Linked DNA regions of Homo sapiens: region 1 is linked to region 2. Evidence: read pairs that join two places in POLR2A ChIA-PET (ENCODE). Cell type or tissue: GM12878. All regions are shown on one strand. Links, peaks and the distances in the headings refer to the core of each region. The heading gives the core; the rest is flanking DNA.

Region 1 (4,667 bases), core at 1-2,500, 83 kb after region 2:
AATATTTTGGAGAGACTTTATGTTACAGATTTTAGAATAAATTCACCTAAGATATTTATTGAATACATATTAGGGTCTAATAAGTATCCAAATGAGTATGCAGTATGAGTGTTTTAGACATCATTTAAAGTAGACATCATTAAGGAAAATGTTGATATTCATGCTGCTTATATATTTTATTTGCTTTTCTTAAGAGCAGAGAGTTTTCTGTAATAGAAAAATCCTTTTCCTTCAGATTTGTGTATATTTGAATAACACATGATCTCCTATTATTTGGCCTCCTGGGGGGAAAACCACAAGTACTACGGAATATTACATTTGTTTTTCTTCCCTGTACTGCAACCGTCATAAGCATTTACCTCAATTCTTCCTTAGTATTTTTTGGGAGTCCAAGGCAAATTTTTCAATCCTTAAGATTTCAGGCAGGGATTATTTACTTCCCCTTTTTTACTATTATTTGCTTCCGGAAATTCCTTACTCTATCCTAGGCCTAAATTTTATTTTTTAGTAAATTATTTGAATGCTGAAAGGATTTGTCTTTTCTCCTTTGTACCATTTTAGGTCAGGACTATATTCTGTAATTCTTTCTGACCACAGATGCACTGCTACTAGGTTAAAAAAGCTCTCAACTTTTTAGAGGAAGGTTTTTCCAGAGACTCTTTTTTTTTTTTTTTTTTTTAAGGTCTCACTCTGTCTCCTAGGCTGAAGTGCAGTGGTGCGATCATGGTTTACTGCAGCCTCGACCTCCCCAGCTCAGGCGATCCTCCCACCCCTCACTCCCACTGCCCTTCCCAGTAGCTGGACTATAGGGTCCAAGCCGCCACTCTGGCTAATTTGTGTATTTTTTGTAGAAACAGGGTTTCGCCATGTTGCCCAGGCTGGTCTCAAATTCTTGGGCTCAAGCTGTCTGCCTGCCTTGGCCTCCCAGAGTGTTGGGATTACAGGTGTGAGCCACCATGCCCTGCTCAGATAGTCTTTCAACCAGAAAAAAATACCTACTTTCAAAGGTGTGCTTTCTTAAAGATCCTCAGTGCATAAGGGAAATGTCAGAATCATCCAGTGCTTTTCCCAGACTTCTTGACAGTTACAGTTCAGGAGTTAATGGTACTCTGTGTGACCTAAACCTACGGTTAGATAGCTTTGGACATCTGGGAGGCAAGTAAAAACGCCTCATCAAGACAACCTTTCTTTTTGTGGGAAAAGTAAAATTCCAACCAAATATTTCACAATCTACCCCCTTCTTACCTTCCCCAATGAAATACCAGAGGCTTTAGAGTCTAAAGACAGAAACACTCTTGTTGAAACATCTTTAGGTAGTTTCTGTTTCAGCTGGCAAGTGTAATCTTCATGCATTACCAAATCAGTATTGTTGACTTGAGATTTTCCCTATTTAAACACAATCTTCAGTAAGAAGATTGTGGTCTTTGGGGTGTTCTGCAGGCTTTTTTTTTTTTTTCTTTGGAGACAGAGTCTTGCTCTGTCACCCAGGCTTGAGGGTAGTGGGATGATCTCGGCTCACTGCAACCTCCACCTTCTGGATTCAAGTGATCTTCCCACCTCAGCCTCCCAAGTAGCTGGAATTACAGGCACACGCCACTGTGCCTGGCTAATTTTTGTATTTTTTTAAGCAAATATGTTTCTAGATAATGTTCTCTATCTTGATAGGGTTTGAGTCACAGGTATATGCATTTGATAAAACTCAGCACGTTACTGTGCTTAAGATTTGCACATTTCAGCCGGGTGCGGTGGCTCACGCCTGTAATCCCAGCACTTTGGGAGGCCGAGGTGGACAGATCATTTGAGGTCAGGAGTTTGAGACCAGCCTAGCCCACATGGTGAAACCCCATCTCTACTGAAAACACAAACATTAGCTGGGTGTGGTGGCATGTGCCAATAATCCCAGCTACTCAGGAGGCTGAGGCAGGAGAATTACTTGAACCCGGGAGACAGAGTTTGTGGTAAACTGGGATCACACCAGTGCACTCCATCCTGGGCAACAGAATGAGATTCCGTTTAAAAAAAAAAAAGATTTGCACATTTCAGTGTATGTAAATTCGACTCCTAAAAACTTGAAGTTTATTGAAGTCTAATTAGTGATATGCATGCTGAATTATTTAAGAGAAAGTATACTGATGCCTATAGTTTACTTTGAAATATGTAAAAAAAACTGAATGGATTAATGATGGATAAGAGATGGATAGCGATAAAGCAAGTTTAGTAAAATGTTAGTAGTAGAGTCTAGGTGGTGGGGATAAAGCAAGTTTAGTAAAATGTTAGTAGTAGAATCTAGGTGGTGGGTATATAGTTCACAGTTTACAGTGAACTCTAATTCAATTTTCTGTATGTTTGGAAAATTTCATAATAAAATATTGGGAGTGGGGAGTAAATGTGATGATAGAAGCTATCTCTTTAACACACTTAGGGAAAAATCCGAAAACATTTTCTAATGAGAGAACATCATTAAAATTTTCAGGATGTTACACATTTTGCTATTCATGCTATTTGACTTAGCCTTTGTGGGGGAGGGTTGGAAAAAAAGTCACATCCTCTAACACTATTTTGGAATGATAAGGTGAAGATTATAACAATAGTAATTTAGTGCCCAAAGTCTGGTTTTTCTTCTTTATGGTCACTCTTGTAATCAGCTTTTCCTTCCTAGGCAGTGTAATTCTGCAGTCCTATTTTCAAAGAAAAGAAAGTGTTCTTTCTCACTGATCTGTACTATGGCTGAATGCAAGCAAATATTTGAAGAGATGAATCATTGATTCCTGGACCATTTGTCAGAGAGGGTTAGACTAGTTGGCCAGATGTCTCCATGGTGAGCTGTTTATGATGGTAGAGGTCTGTGTTTTATAAAGACAGTGAGTACCAGAACCTTACTGCTTTAACACCAAGCTTACCAAGACCCTAAGTTTGATTATTTTTTTTTGTCTCAGAGCAGCTTTAAAAAAATATAAAGCGTTAGGTGCTTCATTTACCCCCAAGAAAAATGAAAAAACATGTAAAATGTAAAAATCTAATAAATAATATAGAAATGGAGAGAATAGTCTTTAGTTTCTTTTTTAAAAAGGCAAGAATCAAAATTAATAATACCACACTTCAGAGAAATAGATTTGCAAAGGAAATATTCGATCATAATTATGCTCTTGCAGCAAAATTGTTATCGAGAGTATAATATTAGGCTGGGCATGGTGGCTCACACCTGTAATCCCAGCACTTTGGGAGGCCGAGGTGGGCAGATCACCTGAGATCAGGAGTTCAAGACCAGCCTGGTGAACATGGTGAAACCCCATCTCTACTAAATGTACAAAAATGAGCCAGGCGTGGTGGCAGGCACCTGTAATCCCAGCTATTCGGGTGGCCGAGGCAGGAGAATCGCCTGAACCGGGGAGATGGAGGTTGCAGTGAGCCAAGATCACACCATTACACTCCAGTCTGGGCAATGAGAGTGGAACTCCGTCTGAAAAAATAAAAATAAAAAAGTATAATCATATTAAAAGTATTGCCACTTAGGTGGTAAGAAGAGTCCTTCTACTAAGCACTGGCATCCAGTGATAAAAATTATTAAATCAGTTGATGTTTGTCACAGATGTGTATTTAAATTGTGTGACTAGCTTTTTTTTTTTTTGTCTCAAAGTTGACTTCACCAGCTAATGTTGTCTTTGAAGTTAAGGTAAAGAATATAGGTATTGGCCAGGCACGGTGGCTCACACCTGTAATCCCAGCACTTTGGGAGGCTGAAGTGGGTGGATCATGAGGTCAGGAGTTCAAGACCAGCCTGGCCAACATATTGAAACCCCGTCTTTACTAAAAATACAAAAAATTAGCTGAGCGTGGTGGCACGCACCTGTAGTCCTGGCTACTCGGGAGGCTGAGGTAGGCGAATCACTTGAACCCAGGAGATAGAGGTTGCAGTGAGCCGAGATCTCACCACTGGACTCCAGCCTGGCGACAGAGTGAGACTTCATCTCAAAAAAAAAAAAAAATATATATATATATATATAGGTATTACAGATGTGTTGCCTTTATATAATCTCATCTTACTCATTTTCTATTCCGTTCAGTCTCTTAACCCTTGATGATATCCTTAAGCAGCGTATCATTTAGGTTCATTTTGATGCTTCGTAAGATGGACCTCATGGGAAATATATGGAGCCATTTTTTCCTTTGTGTTGATATGTACTGTACATGTCACTTATGGATATAACCATTCTAATGGCTTTTTAGGCTGACCTCTCCAAAAGACTGCATTCAAAGATAGTCTCAGTTCATTTTACTGGACAAGGAAATTAACATTTTTGACCCAAGAAGAAATGCCCTTTAGTATTTCAGTTTGCCCCCTAGTTCAGTCGGTGTGTCCTTCCTGCTGTGCCAGGTTCTGTGGTAGGTTCTATACACAGTGATTTCCAAATGTGGCTGCCATCAGAGTCACTTGGGGAGCTTTTAAGAAAACACAAGCTTGGGCCGGCATCCCAGAAATTCTGATTCTGGCTATTCGTAGTGGGACCAGGGATTTGCATTTTAATAAGTACTCTAAGTGATTCTAATGCCGTCTATGGGATGATCAAGCTACAATCCCTCCCAAGATTCTCTGTCTGAAAATATAGGTAAGTATAGGTTATAGAAAAGTAAAAATTACTTCAGTACGGGGTAGTTCTGTAAAAGAT
Region 2 (15,982 bases), core at 8,934-11,433:
AATGACTTGTCCAGAGTCACATTAGTGGAGGCCCAATAGGTAGAGTGGTATTGGGCTGGGAGCCAGAGGACCAGAACCATGTGGGTAAGTGATTCAACTTCCTAGCCTTGGTTTACTCACCTGGAGAATGGGAGTGCTGATGATAACACCTCATTTGGGGATGTTGTGAAGCTATAGAATTTCAAGGACCTGGGACAGGCATTATTATTCTCATTTTATTATGGTTATCTCTCCATCAGCATGGCCACACCCACCTTCACCCTTCTCTTGCAGCTGACAGGGTGGGGGTGGGCTCTCTGAGCTCCCACACTTAAGAAGGGCTAGCCCAGAGCTCCTGCCCTAACACCCTGTTTTCCTGCCCCATGACAGATCTCCTAGGAACTAAAGATTGCTATGATGGTTAATTTTATGTGTCAGCTTGGCAAGGCTTTGGTGACCAGTTGTTTGGTCAAATAAAGGTAGTTTTTAGATGCAGTTAACATTAAATCAGTAGACTTTTGAGTCCAGCAGCTTACCCTCCATTATGTGTGGCCCTCATTCAATTGATCAGAGGCCTTCAGGGCAAAGACTAAGGTTTCTCAAAGACGGAATTCAGCCCCAAGACTGCAGCATAGAAACCCTGCCTGGGTTTCCAGCCTTCTGGCTTGCCCTACAGATTTTGGACTTTCCAGCCCCGACAATCGCATGAGCTAATTCTTGAAAATACATTTCTCTCTCTGCATAGATAGATATCCTATTGGTTCTGTTTCTCCAGAAAACCTGGACTAATATGGTTGCCATTTATCTTCCTGGATCTTCTCATCTGGGAAATGGGATGAAGGAGGCAATTTAGACCTGGATGCATTCAAGATACGTTCCAACCCCCCAAAAGTTCAGTAAACTTAGCAGCCATCAGGGCCCGTAGGGAATGGGTGTCTTGTTAGCTGAGGGTTCTGGTTAACAGAGCATTCTCATCCAGACTAGAGGTTGCAAACTCAGAAGTCTACAGAGACCTGGCTGGAAGCTCGGTGTGTGAAGCCAGCAGGGCTTGTATGGAGACCAAGTGTGACACCTGCCTCATTATGCCAAATCCAACTACACTAGAGCCATCCCTGGGGTGTGGTCAGCCATGGGGTGGCCACATTGCAACTTCTGATCTGTAGCCTCGTGTCTCAAAGTGTGGTTCCAGGGGGGCAGCCCCAGCATCAGCTGTAGCTTGTTAGAAACACAGAATTTTAGGCCCCTCCCCAGACCTGCTGGATGACAATCTGTATTTGAACAAGATGCCCCACGTACTCAGCTAACCTGTGATTTGTGTATACTTAGCCCACATCAGAACCACCAGCAGAGCATGTTAAAACACAGGCCTACGGGCACCACTCTAGGCCTTCTGCTAGAGCAGGTCTGGGTGGGCCCAGCGTGCTGCATTTCTTTTTCTTTTTTTTTTTTTTGAGACAGGGTCTCACTCTGTTGCCCAGCCTGGAGTGCAGTGGCATGATCACGGCTCACTGCAGCCTTGACTTCCCGGGCTTAGGTGATTCCCCCCATCTCAGCCTCCCAAGTACCTGGGACTACAGGCACATGCCACCATGCCCAGCTAATTTTTTTTTGCCATTTTTTGTAGAGACAGGGTTTCACTATGTTGCCCAGCTGGGCTTAAATTCCTGAGCTCGAGATCCACCTGCCTCGGCCTCCCAAAGTGCGGGGATAACAGGAGTGAGCCACCGCACCCGCTTGGTGCTGCATTTCTAGCAGGCTCCGGGGAGATGCGTAGGTGACCCATCTGGAAACCACACGTGGTGACAGCTCTGAGCCACCACAGGAGCCTCTGCTATCAGAGATGAGACCCCACTGCCAGGATATGCTGGGTGCAGAAGGACTTGGAGGCCCTGAGGGTCCCAGAAGCCACAGCACCCAGGAGTGGGCCCCACCTCGAAGACCTTGAGGGCTGTGTATCCAAGCCCATAATTCAATCCCTAGTCCCCCGTCACTACCATGGTCTCTCTGGGCTTCCCTATGCTGTGTCCACCAGCCTGGAGGGAGAGCCTAGAGCCGTGTTTCTCAATCAGTTTTTTGTTTTTATTTATTTCTCTTTTTTTTTTTTTTGAGAGAGGGTCTCCCTGTGTTGCCCAGGCTGGAGTGCAGTGGCACGATCTCAGCTCATTGCAACCTCCACTTCCCAGGTTCAAGCAATTCTTTTGCCTCAGCCTCTGAAGTAGCTGGGATTACAGGCACCTACCACCATGCCTGGCTAATTTTTGTATTTTTAGTAGAGATGGGGTTTCACCTTGTTGGCCAGGCTAGTCTTGAGCTCCCGACTTCGGATGATCCGCCCGCCTCAGCCTCCCCAAGTGCTGGGATTACAGGTATGAGCCACCATGCCCGGCCCTCTCAATCAGTTTTAACCTCGCCCCCTTTATGTAAACTGTTAACTTTACACATCCCCCAAATTTTTTATCTACTTTCCCCTCTTCCCCAGACATTAAGAATTGCTGGGGATTCAGACCTCACATAATGGGTTCCTAACTAATGCCTGGTACTGACCGTGACCAGGCAACCACGCCCCTTTCTTTGTTACTGCCACCAGCAAAACAGAATCTATTTTTTTCTTTCTTTTTTTGTTTTGAGAGACAGGATCTCACTCTGTCACCCAGATTCGAGCGCAGTGGCACAATCACAGCTCACTGCAGCCTTGACCTTGCAGGCTCAAGTAATTTTCCTGCCTCAGGCTCCCTAGTAGCTACAGGTGTGTACCACCACACCTGGCTAATTTTTTTATTTTTTATTTTTGTAGAGACAGGATCTCACTGTGTTGCCCCAGGCTGGCCTCAAACTCCTGGCCTCAAGCAGTTCTCCCACCTCAGCCTCCCAAAGTGTTAGGATCATAAGCGTGGGCTGCCACACCTGGCCTGTTTTTCCCTTTTCTACACATCAAGTTGCATGTGCTTTTCTGACAGCACACGGTGCCCTTGCTAGAATTTACGACAGGACATCCCACTGTGGTCCCAGCTCCTCCTCTCCACCAGCCTCTGGAATGGGGGCTGCCTCCCTGGCCACCTCAGGCCTGCCCTTCACCATCCAGCAGCTCTTCTCCCCTTCGGGGTTACCAGGCCTCCTCCTGGGCCATCTGCTTCCCTGTGCCTGCCTCTCTCACTGTCCCCTCCTCTCCGCCCATTTCTAAGTTGGAGGTCCCCCCACCCAGCCGGCCCAGCAGCTCCTCCCCGACAGTGAGCTCCTTTACACTATAGCTGGTTCCCGGGTTCTACATCGCGGTGGGGCCAGGGCTACTTTCTCCTCACAGCCATTAAGAATCACTGATCATAGCAAAAGCTACCTATTGTTCCAAGTGCTTTACCTCACTGAATCCTCACAACACCTAGGAAAGCACTCTTTTTTGGTTGTTGTTTTTTGTTTTTGTTTTGATATGGGGTCTTGCTCTCTCACCCAGGCTGGAGTGCAGTGGTGCAATCTAGGCTCATTGCAACCTCCGCCTCCCAGGTTCAAGCAATTCTCCTGCCTCAGCTTCCCGAGTAGCTGGGATTAAGGGCACACACCACCACGCCCAGCTAATTTTTGTATTTTTAGTAGAGATGGGGTTCCACCATGTTGGCCAGGCTGGTCTTGAACTCCTGACCTCAGGTGATCCCAGCTGCCTCGGCCTCCCAAAGTGCTGGGATCACAGGTGTGAGCCACCACGCCCGGCCGGAAGGCACTCTTGTTCCCATTTTACAGAGGGAGAAACTGAGACATAGGGAGTTGAAGGAACTTGCCAGAGGTCACAGAGCAGTTAAATGGCAGAGCCAAAGTGGGAAGGATGGAGTGATGGCAGCCTTGGCTCTGGGCCTAGTCACCATCCTTCCCTGGCTTAAAAAAACCACTGCCTCTTGTTGGGCCTCAGTTTCCACCCCTGTGAAGTAGGACACAGTCCCTCTCCTGCTGGCCTCTCAGACCCTAGGGTTTGAGAAGCTGCCTGTGATTCTCTCAAGTGATGTGTGCAGGGGGAGGTGGCTATGATTGCTCTGGGGCTGCTGATGATGGAGCCTGCCTGACGAGCCCCCACCTTCCTCATTGATTAGGTGCTCACATATGCAGATACGGCCATAGGTGCTGGGGAAACAGTGATGATGTCCTCCTGAGGGACGGGGCAGACAGACACAGGTACATAGACAGATATGTAAAACGATTGTACATTGCAGTGATCTGTGAAGGAAGCAGCATGGAGCGGAGACAGATTACATCAGCCTGGGTGATCAGGGAAGGCCTCTGAGGATGTGATATTAAGCTGACAAGTAAGACCTTTCCTGTGAAGAAAGGCATTCCTGGAAAAAGGAACAGCAAGTGCTAAGGCCCTGAGGCAGGAGAGAGCCTGACAGCAAAGGGAGGCCAGTGCAGCTGGGCCAAAGGAAGCAAGCGAGGGGGAGGGTGGCAGGAAGTGGGGACAGGTCAGGCAGGGTCCTGTCATCCTGGGCACGATTTGGGGTTTGTGTGACCTGGATGAGGAGGTCACAGGAAGACTTTCAGGTAGAGCCATGGTGGCATCTGACTTCTAGGTTTAAAGACTCCCTCTGGCTCTGGTGTGGAAAAGAGAGTGCAGCTGAGCTTGCATCAGAGATTCCTGTTATGGGTCAGGGTGTGTCTGGGCACGAGATGATGGGAGCCTGGCTGGGCTGACATAGTGGAAGTGGGGAGAGGACGGATGCTGAATGCAGCTTGAAGGTGAAATCAGCAGCACTGGTGGCATATAGGAGGTGAAGATAAAAGGAGATTAAGGACGATGAATTCCTAGTTTTCTGGCTAAAACCGTGATGTTCTAGGCCTGTGGCTCAGCACCAATGTCCAAGCCTGTCCTGCCTAAGGGCAAGATGCCTCCTCGCTGGGGTCAGTGGACCCTGTGAGGGCTGAATCCTATGTGTCCGGTTTTTTTTTTTTTTTTAACTTTTAAGACAGGGTTTTGCTCTATCGCCCAGGTTGGAGTGCAGTGGCACAATCACAGCTCACCGCAGCCCCAAACTCCTGGGCCCAAGCCATTCTTCCACCTCAGCCTCCCAAAGTGCTGAGATTACAGGTGTGAGCCACCACTGGCTCCTGTGTGTTTTATTAACTGCATAGCCCCGGGGTGCTCAGGGAGTATTTGTTGAATGAACCAATGAATCAGTGCCTGGGAATTCCCAAGTCCTGTCCTCTCTTTGCCTCAGTTGACCCATCTGTAAAAGAGACCACTAGTTTCATAAACCCCTCTCCAAGCTCCTTGCCTGGGGGGTCTGGTCACCCCAGAAGGGCTGTGCCCATCTGTGCCAGGAGTCAGGACCATGCTTTAAGCAGGCCCTGGCTCCCCATCCCATCCCCCAGCCTGAAACCTCAAATTACCTATGGGGTGGGGGCTGCCCCAGAGGTGTTTCCATCGTGCCCAGATGCGCATGGCAGGCCCAGCCCTCCCTTAATGACACCTTGCCTGCCTGCCCTCCTGCTGGGGTAGGAGGGGAGGGGGCCCCTGGCCCAGCCTAAGCTGTAGTTTCTTTTTCCATTGCGTCAGGCCTCAGGGTCCAGTACGCCTGGCTGCTGCTGGGCTGGCGCAGAGGGACCCACTCTTCCCCCCGCCTGCCCCAACTCCAGACATCATGTGCTCCCCGTTTCGGGGATCCAGAAGCTTCCAGCCAGAGGGTGAGTTGGAGATGGGAGGACCTGCCCCTGGCTCGGGGAGGAGTTCCCTTCCCACCCACCCATTGCTCACTCTAGCCAGGGCCTGAGCCGATCCAGGTGGAGTTGCAGTGAGCTGGGGGCTCCTGGCCCAGCCACCGCCCCCTGCCCCTGTGACCTGTCCCTCCTGCCCACGCCCTCAGTCAGGCTGGAGGGAGGGAAAGGCAGGAGGCTGGTATAGTAACCAAGGCAAGATAATGGGGCTTGGATGAGGCAGAGGGGCGGGGGTAGGGTAGTGATGGGGACAGAAGGAGGTGACCCCAGAGTGTTCATATGAGCATCTGTCATTGTATTTGTCAGTCTGGGTGCGTATGTGTATGTGTGTATATGTGACCACACGTGTGTAAATGGACAAGGAAGCAGGTGAATCTGGGCGTGTGTGCCTGACACCCTCAGGATGAGAAGAGAAGTGTCTGATTTGGCAGCAGGAGATGGTGGCCCAGGTGGCATCTAACATGTCACAGAGGGGGCCTGTGAAGTGAGGAGGGGGTAGGTGAGCTAGAATCCACCTCGCCAGCAATGGTGGGAGATGCAGGGGTGTGGACTGGGTGACCCAGAGGAACTGGTGAACTTGGATACTCTGGGGCCCATCCTGGGTGTGTGTTCAAATGGGGGAATGCCCTTGGCTTCCCCAGCCCTGATCACAACCTGCCCGCTTAGCCTCAGGCTCCCCTGGCCTGGCTGATGTCCTGGCTGTCCCTGCCTAGGTCCCACAATGTTCAGCAATCTCCCCACCCTGGCAAAAGGCCAAGCATTGGCCTGGGAGACCTGATTCACATCCTGTCTCTGCCTTTTCCTGGCCCTGTAACCTCAAGCAAGTGACTTTTACTCTCTGGGCCTCAGTTTCCTCATCTCTAAAATGGGGGCAATTGTCCTGCAGGCATGGGAAGGCGCTCTCAGCCACACAGCAAGACTTTGGACATCCCTGTCTGCCCCCTTCCCCACCCCACCCCAACTTGGCACAGCTGCCCAGCTGCACACAGTAAGAGTGAACGCAGTTCACCAGCTCCTCCAGTGGAAACTGATTTTTACACAAGAATAAATCCTGCAGGCAAATTGTAGTGCTGTCCTGATGCTCTGAGCTCGTGTGATTATAACAAGGTTCTAGGAACAAAGGCTGGGAGGGAGGGGGCTGAGGACCAGCTTCATCGTTGTCCAGATTTTTCCCCTGCCAGGCATGTCCGGGGAACACTGGATCTGGAGGGGAAGCTGGGAGGTCTCCGCTGCCAGCCCCACTCTCACCCTGGCCTCCTGCAGACCGGGGCTTGCAGGGGACTGCATCTGCCCAGCAAGAGGCTGGCGCTCCAGAGTGCACCGTGGCCTGGGTGAAAGAGAGGAGGAGTGGACCCAGCATAGTGATGGTGGCTCGATCCTTCCTGCCTGGAGGACAGCAGCTGCCTCCTCACTGGTCTCTCTGCTACTTCTCCTTAGCTTGACAACCCCTTCTCCCCACAAGGGGCCAAGTAAGCTTTTAAAAACGCAAATCAGATAATGTCAGTTCTCTGCTTCTAAGACTTCCCATTGCTCTCAGAATGAAACTCAGACACCCTATCAGAGCCCACAGCTCCTGCAGGTCCTGGCCACTCTCCCTGCTCCCTCATTGTGTTCCTGCCAGACTGGACTGTGAGCCCTGCACGGGCTAAGACAGAGCAATCTTTTTTTTTTTTTTTTTTTTTTTGAGACAGTGTCTTGCTCTGTTGCCCAGGCTGGAGTGCAGTGGCGCGATCTCAGCTCACAGCAATCTCCACCTCCTGGGTTCAAGCAATTCTCCTGCCTCAGTCTCCCGAGTAGCTGGGACTACAGGTGCACGCCACCATGCTGGCTAATTTTTGTACTTTTAGTAGAGATGGGGTTTCACCATGTTGGCCAGGCTGGTCTTGAACTCCTGACTTCAAGTGATCCACCTGCCTGGGCCTCCCAAAGTGCTGGGATTACAGGCATGAGCCCACCATGCCCAGCCGAGAGCAGTCTTCTTACTGTAGCATTCCCAGCACTGGGACAGTTCTTGGGACCTAATAGATGCTCAGTACACCCTCTAGAGTGAATGAAAGCCTCAGTTTCCTCCTCTGGAAAATTATATTACTATACTTGCCTCGTAAGACTGAGTGAGGATTAGTGACATTGTTCAGGTGACATGCTCAATTAGTGCTCACAAGCACAGTGACTTGGATTTGTGTTCCCAGAGGGGGCCCACCCACCACCCCCACTTACTTCCCTCCACTGGAGAAGTTCAGGGTCAGTAAACCACTTAGCCTCAGGAGGACAAAGTATTAGGGAGTTGGAACCTGGCCATTGTTGGGTAGGTGTTTAGGGGCTAGGTTCAACCACTGGGATGACAGGGCCAGTGTTAAATGCACACATGCCAGTGGAAATGAGACCTGACCACAGGAGGCTCAAAGGGCTGTGTCCTGATGTCTCATGGGCAGATGGGAAACTGAGGCAGAGAAAGCCAGAGGACTTGTCTGCTGGGCCTGTGATGGGTGTGACCTAGGTCCCCCTCCACCCCTTGAGATGGGTTGCTCCAGTCTCACTCACACCTTGCACTCAAAGGAAAACAGAAGTCCTTCGACTGATCACATGTCAGTAATTAACCTTGACTGGAGGAAGATACTTGAGGCCCAGGGCACAGAATTTTGGGAAATTGTATATGAGTGAAAGGGTAAATTGTGTGTTGAAGATAAGGACCAATGCTGGCAGGATCTGAGGCATATGGAGGGTTTGTCCATTCATTCATTTATACACTCATCCTTTTTTCATTCAGCAAGTATATACTGGATGCTTCCTGTGCACCAGTCATTGTGTATGAGCTAGAGATACAGGGTGAAGGTGATAGACAATGAACAAGGGTGAATTTTTAATGTTACTGTTACAGGAAAGGGGTCCCGATCCAGACCCCAAGAGAGGGTTCTTGGATCTTGTGCAAGAAGAAATTCAGGACGAGTCCATAAAGTGAAAGCAAATTTATTAAGAAAGTAAAGGAATAGCCAGGCGCGGTGGCTCATGCCTGTAATCCCAGCACATTTGGGAGACCCAGGTGGGTGGATCACCTGAGGTCGGGAGTTTGAGACCAGCCTGGTCAATGTGGTGAAACCTCGTCTCTACTAAAAATACAAAAATTACCCTTGCGTGGTTGTGGGTGCCTGTAGTCCCAGTTACTCGGGCGGCTGAGGCAGAAGAATTGCTTGAACCCAGGAGGTGGAGGTTGCAGTGAGCTGACATCATGCCACTGCACTTCAGCCTGGGTGACAGAGCCAGACTCTGCCTCAAAAAAAAAAAAAAAAGAAAGTAAAGGAATAAAAGAATGGCTACTCCATAGACAGAGTAGCCCCAAGGGCTGCTGGTTGCCCATGTTTATGGTTATTTCTTGATGATATACTAAACAAGTGGCAGATTATTCATGCCTCCCCTTTTTAGACCATATAGGGTCACTTCCTGATGTTGCCATGGCATTTGTAAACTGTCATGGCCCTGGTGGAAGTGTAGCAGTGAGGACGACCAGAGGTCACTCTCATGGCCGTCTTGGTTTTGGTGCTGGCTTCTTTACTGCAGCCTGTTTTATCAGCAAGGTCTTTATGCCCTGTATCTTGTGCTGACCTCCTATCTCATCCTGTGACCCAGAATGCCTAACCATCTAGGAATGCAGCCCAGTAGGTTTCAGCCTTATTTTACCCAGTTCCTATTCAAGATGGAGTTGCTCTGGTTTAAACGCCTCTGACGTTACCAGAAGTGAGCTTCCTAGTGGCCAAAGTAGGAAGGAGAGAAGCCTGAGCAGTTGTCAGCTCCACTGTGGCCACAAGATGCCAACATGCTAGTTGCTCAGGAGAAGCCCAGGTTTTCCTGGCACAATTAGTATCTGAGACACCCATGTCCACTGTGATTTGTTGCTCATGTGACGGAGCAACACACAAGGAGCTGTGCATCCTTACAGGTGAAGACTGACCACAGCAGAGAAAAACTTCAAAGACAAATTTAACACAGCTACCAGAGACAGAGACTCTTTTTTCTTTTCTTTTCTTTTTTTTTTTTTTTTTTGAGATGGTATCATTCTGTCGCCTAGGCTGGAGTGCAGAGACGTGCAATCACGGCTCACTGCAACCTTGAACTACTGGCCTCAAGCAATCCTCCTGCCTCAGCCTCCCAAGTAGCTGGGACCACAGGCACGCACCACCATGTCTAGCTGATTTTTAAATATTTTTTGCAGAGACAGGATCCTCCTTGTTGCCAGGCTGGTCTTGAACTCCGGGCTTCCAGGCACTTGACCTCCCCAAGTGCTGAGATTATAGGCGTGAGCCACTGCGCTCAGCTGAGACTCCCTTTTCATGCATTTCCTTGCATTCTTCTTTCTTCAAACCTTTGCCTATGTTATTTGACAACCCGCCTCAATTTGCCTTCCATCTCTCCACTCACCTCTTAAAGGCCAGGTGGTAATGCCTCCCTATGGTGGGGCAGCATAGCAGGTGTCTGTCCACTCTCTGACCCTCACTTCTGTTCCCCTAGACTGCCAGGAACTCCTGCCACCGCCACCGGCTCCCATGGCCCACATACCCAGTGGGGGTGCCCCAGCAGCGGGGGCAGCCCCCATGGGCCCCCAGTATTGCGTGTGCAAGGTGGAGCTGTCAGTGAGTGGCCAGAACCTACTGGACCGGGATGTTACCTCCAAGTCCGACCCCTTCTGTGTCCTCTTTACAGAGAACAATGGCAGATGGATCGAGGTGAGGCTCTTCCGTGTGTCTGCGGTGGGTAAGGGGGTGGCTAGGCTGCTGGGGAGGGGGAGTCTCCCAGGACTGGGATCCAGGATGTCTGATGGAAGTAGTTGGAGTGTGGGCTGGTGGCAGGGGATTACTTGGTAAATTGTTACTCTTAAAATGAAATTTTATTTTAAATATATTTAAAATATTACTTTGTGTTTAAATTATTACAATTAAAATCTATAGATTTATATTTATATGATTTATAGTGATTATTTGATATCTTTTTTTTTTTTTTGAGACGGAATCTCTCTGTCCCCCAGGCTGGAGTGCAGTGGTGAGATCTCAGCTCACTGCAACCTCTGCCTCCCAGGCTCAAGCAATTCTCCTGCCTCAGCCTCCCGATTAGCTGGGGCTACAGGTGTGCACCCCACGCCCAGCTAATTTTTGTATTTTTAGTAGAGACATGGGTTTTCGCCATGTTGGCGAGGCTGGTCCTGAACTCCTGACCTCAAGCAATCCACCTGCCTCCACTTCCCAAAGTGCTGGGATTACAGGCATGAACCACCACGCCCCATCTTGTTATAAATTGTTATATATAGTTAACATTTTATAGTTTTATGAAATGTTTGCTTCCGCTTTTAAATAACCTTTCTAAATGAACACATGGTCAGTAAGAAACAGAGAAACAGTGAGCTCAGGCTTTGGGAGCTGGTCCAAGGCCCAGTGATGCTACTCCCTGCTGTGTGGCCTTAAGCAAGTAGCTGTCCCTTTCTGAACCTGTCTCCTCATCTGTGAAATTATTATATATTTTTTTTCTGCTGACTCCCTTGGAAGGCCCCAGATCTGGGGATATTAATGGTGCCCCAGGCAAGGACTTCTGAGCTGGAAGACTTTGGCTTGAAGGTTGGAAAGAGTTGCAGCTTGAGGAAGGATGTTGAGAAACCTAAGCTGTTCAGACCTTCAGGTTTTAAAACTTGCTTTGCTTTTGCAAAAGGAAACTATTGGAGTAAATGTAGAGAATCCAGATAAACCTAAAGGAGAAAATCAAAATTGTTAGGAACCCACCTGTCATAGAGAACCACTGTTAACCGTTTGGTATCCAGCCTTCCAGATGGCTTTATATGCATGTATATTTCCCAAAATATGTGTGTATTTTTTAATGGATATTTAACTAGGCCACGGTGGGAGTTCACCTGAACATACTGTGGTTTACAAAGAGTTCCCATGGATGTTGGCTCCTTCTTGTGATGCCAAGAAAACGGTGTGGGATTGTTGACCCACTTTACAGAGGGGGAAACAGGGGCCCCAGAGTGGGTAGGGACTTTTTTGTGTCACCCAGCTTGTTGATGGTACAACTGTAAGTGGGAGGTGGGACATGGGGCCAGCTGAGGACTCCTGGGGGAGCCACAAGCCTGTGAGAGGCATGTCTGGGGGCACAGTTCCCTTCCACCAGGTCTCTAGAACCCTTGAGTGCCCCGAGGGAGTGGTATCCCCCTGACTCATAGCACAATCCCCCACCCTCCCTGACAACCTCTGCCCCCACCCAGGCCAGCCACCCTGGCTAAAAATAGCCCAGGGCCAAGACCTCCTCCGTCCCTGCTGCTCCAGCCCTTGGAAATGGACTGGGTGGGAGGAAAAGTCAACACAGCCTGGGCCCCAAAATAGACTGTCACCCAGACTCCGCGGTTTGGGGCCTCAGCATCCAGAGGCCAGGAGGCGGGTTTCCTGTCCCAGTGCCACCACTGACCCACAGTACCAGGCCCTGTCCTCAGCCAGGCTTTGGTATCCACAGTAGGTGGGGTGTTGGGCTGCACAGTGTCAGGATTCTATACAAGATACAAATATCTCCCCGCGCTCCCGTGGGGAGTCCCTGACCCCACCTCCCCCGAAGAATCCTCCCTGCTTTCTGTTTCCTCTCTCAGTTTCCATGTAAAACATGGTTTGAAAAAGGGTTTTCCCAAAATAAAAAGTGAAAACCGCAAGTAGTCAAATCCTTTCCCTTTACAGAGGTGGAAACGGAGGCCCAGATGGGGAAAGGGCCTTGTCCTCCATCTCTTACCCAGGCAGGGGCAGGGCCTGAGCTCTTACCCTGGCACCTGGGTAGGGAGCCAGGGCCAAAGAATTAAGAGTGTGGGTAGCAGAGTCAGACCTCGGTTTCAAATCTCGGCCCTGCTCCACAAGCTGTCCAGCCCTGGGGAAGTCACTTAACCTCTCTGTGCTTCAGTGTCCTTGTCTGTGAGCTGGGGATAGTGAGTCACTGACGATGACCACAAGAGCCTGGCACAGAGTAGGCATTGTACAAGTTAGCAGAATGATTTCCAGCAGCCTGCGAGGTCTTGGACCAGCTGCCTTGACTCTGACTTCCATTTTCCTGCCCCTCTGCTAGTACGACAGGACAGAAACCGCGATCAACAACCTCAACCCCGCCTTCTCCAAGAAGTTCGTGCTTGACTACCACTTCGAGGAGGTACAGAAGCTCAAGTTCGCGCTCTTTGACCAGGACAAGTCCAGTATGCGGCTGGACGAGCATGACTTCCTGGGCCAGTTCTCCTGCAGCCTGGGCACGGTGAGCTGGGCCCTCCTGGGTGGGAGCAGGGGCCCAAAGACCGGGCAACCCCTCAAAAAGTCTCTTCTCGTGCTGTCTTTCCCTAGCCCCATCTTCCTGGGTGGGTCCCAAAGTGCAGATGCAGAGTGGGGAACAGTCTTGGCGGGTTCAAGGCCGGGCTGAAGAGCTCCCATCTGGAGAGGCAGCCAAACAGAATGCCTCTCAGGATCTGGGGCCCCAGGTGGCCAGGGATTCCGATTGTTAGATATAATCAGGTGTGGTCTTGACCTCTGGGGGTAGGAGCATCTGACCAGCAACCAAGACACCCACAGTAGTCCCGCTTTGTGGCAGACTCACTGTGTGACCTTGAGAAACTTCCTTTCCCTCTCTGGGCCACACTTCCCCATCCATCTCAGTCCTTGGTAAGCTCCTGGAGGCCGGGAGCAAGCGGGGCTAGGCGCCCCTGACACAAGTCTCAATCATTCCTTATGGCTGTATGCCCTTGGATAAGCTCCCATCCCCCTCTGGGCCTCAGTTTCCCCACATTTTCCTTGGGGATTATGATGACTGCTCTGCCCAGCCTACATGGTTGATAAGGGAATGAAATGGAAAATGCTTTGAGGGGTCCTAGTGGAGACTGAAATGCCCGGGGCCTTCCAGGAGATGGTGACCATGCAGAAAGCAAGGGACTGCCATGGTTGTGATGTCTACTTTTTGCGTAAGAAGCAGGGTACAGTAGTCAGGGTCCCTACCCTGTGGTATAACTGAGAAGAGAGCTTAAGGGCTTGTGGACAGGGCAGGGAACTGACAAGGGATGGGGAAACCAGTCCAGGGCTTGGCCCCAGAGGAAAGCTGACCACCTTCACCTGGAAGGAAGGCAGGGTGAGGAAGTGGCATTGCCAGGGCCTGGTAAGACCTGTGGCCCATAGAGGGAGGCCTCTGGACTGCAACTGAGGCAGAAGACAGAGTAATGGAGAAGCTCCCATCAAACGGGGGCCCCCACCTCTCACGCCACCTGCTCTCCCGTCTCCTGCCCATCCCCCCAACTGGCTGAACCTCTGAAAGCCAGAGGGCAAAAGAGCCAGGTGGCACAGTCCCCAGGGCACAGAGCAGGTGTGTGGATCTGCGGAGAAGAACTAGCCCCACAGGAGCAGGACTAGATCATACTGATGTGTGCTCCCCGCTGCACAGGACGACGCTCGCACTGCACCCAGGAAGCACGAACCATGCTGGCCCCTGAGTGCAGTGGGCAGACACAGGTGGGAGGGTGACTTTGCAATGTGGCCCACTTTTCCTCTCTATGTTGTTTTGATTATTGCACCCTGTGTAAGTGTATTACCTATTGAAACCAATAAAAATAGAAAGAATTGGCCGGGCTCTATAGCTCATGCCTGTAATCCCAGCACTTTGGGAGGCCAAGGCGGGAAGATCGCTTGAGCCTGGAGTTCGAGACCAGCCTGAGCAACATAATGAGCCCTTGTCTCTACCAAAAAAAAAAAAAAAAAAAAAAAAAAGCCAGGCGTGGTGATGCATGCCTGTAGTCCCAGCTACCCAGGAGGCTGAGGTGGGAGGATCGCTTGAGCCCAGGAGGTTGAGGCTGCAGTGAGCCGTGATCGAGACCTGTCTCAAAAGGAAAATACATAGAATCTGAGCTTGACTCTGTCCATCAGAGATCATATCCTGAGGCAGGTGGGGTCTGTGGAATGCCTCTGGAGGAGGGAGTTAGGGGGCTAACCTCCCACAGTTGTCTCCAAAATGCCTTTTCCTAGGGGCAAACCAGGCAGTGGGAGTCCAACTGCAGCGGGAGACCTCAGGCGGGTCTCTTACCCTCTCTGGGCCTCAGGCTCCTCACTGCCCAGATTGGCTGCTGTCCACCTCCCAGGGTGATGATGATGCTCAGGCGGGTCACCAGCCAGCCAGGGCGGGGTGCAGCCCTGCCAAGAGGATTTTTCCGGTGCCGGTGGAGGATTTTTCCTTCCCGGGCTTCCCCCGCTTCCTCACTGAGCGCCCTTTCTCCTCTCTCCCCTAGATCGTCTCCAGCAAGAAGATCACTAGGCCTCTGCTGCTGCTGAATGACAAGCCTGCGGGGAAGGGCTTGATTACGGTACCAGTCCCCTCCCGGCTCTCCGCACCCCCTCCATCCCCACCCCACACCCTCCCCCATCAATGGGCCGCTTCCCTGGCAGATAATCACCAGCTTTGTTTGGAGTAAAAAGGCCCAACTTACAACTTAGCAACAGGTCTCTTAGCAACCGGCTGCTGGCTCCACAAATGATGCAGTGGGGGCTGACAAGCTGGGGAGGCCTCCAGAGCCCTGCCAGCAGCCCCCTCCCTGCACTGGCCCCTGCCTGCCCTCCCCTGGGGGTCGTTCAGAAGTGCCCTGCCCATCAGTGCCCTGCTTGTGGCTGCGACGCGCAATGATTCCTGCAATGCGCAACGACTCCCGCGATGCGCAGTAATTCCGCTGGAGATGCACAGGCCCTTCGCCCGGATGAGCTCCTTGGTCTTCAAAGACTCCCAGAAGCCAGGGCCACCCCTGAGACCCAGAGAGGAAGTTCCCTGGGGCAGCTGAGCTAGCGAGATCGTCCCCTGGTTGTCTGGCTGGCTTCTGAGCCCACGCGATGCCTGGGAAGCCGGCCAGGCTGGAGGGAGAAGCCATGCCTTTGTGTGTTCCCGTGTGTTACTCCCCTGTCCTGGAACCTCACATGGCTCCCCACTGCCTGACCAACCCTTCGGTTCAAGGCTGTGAAGGACCCCTCAGACCCTGCCTGGCTCTCCTGCCTTGGTGTTTTTTTAATCTCCTTCACTTAAATGCCCTGCGTTCAAAGCAAACTGAATTCTTAGCATATCCTGAACATACCTCAGGCTCTTACTCTGTTCCTGCCCCCACGGATCACCACCTCCCAAACAACCTCCCCCAACCTCTTGGTTCCTAACTGGCCCATCTAAATGCCTTCCCAGGCCAGGTGCATGGCTTGCACCTGTAGCACTACTCCTTGGAAGGCTAAGGCAGGAGGATCCCTTAAGGCCAGGAGTTTGAGGCTGCAGTGGGTTATGATCATGCTACTGC

Evidence for each region. Peaks named below come from ENCODE experiments on the same cell type or tissue, not always from the same donor. Only the 100,000 strongest peaks of a DNase experiment are listed, where the experiment ranks them.
Region 1: POLR2A ChIA-PET joins it to region 2 with 10 read pairs; 9 of 35 experiments call an interaction of 5 or more read pairs at or near these places.

Annotation. Positions count from the first base shown.
Region 1 is chr16:57,192,050-57,196,716 of GRCh38, forward strand. All of the region lies in intron 1 of RSPRY1 (ring finger and SPRY domain containing 1), which reads left to right. Among named protein-coding and RNA genes, the nearest start is that of RSPRY1, 8.1 kb to the left of the region's middle. In GM12878, for the core only: no CTCF peak of the experiment used is centred there; no DNase peak of the experiment used is centred there; H3K4me3 peaks cover 475 bases; H3K27ac peaks cover 888 bases.
Region 2 is chr16:57,100,535-57,116,516 of GRCh38, forward strand. CPNE2 (copine 2) reads left to right here. Exons shown (of 16, transcript NM_152727.6): 2 at 10,174-10,388; 3 at 12,754-12,933; 4 at 14,942-15,016. The coding sequence starts at 10,209. Among named protein-coding and RNA genes, the nearest start is that of CPNE2, 16 kb to the left of the region's middle. RefSeq lists enhancers at 2,593-3,548, 4,828-5,427, 12,816-12,865. In GM12878, for the core only: no CTCF peak of the experiment used is centred there; no DNase peak of the experiment used is centred there.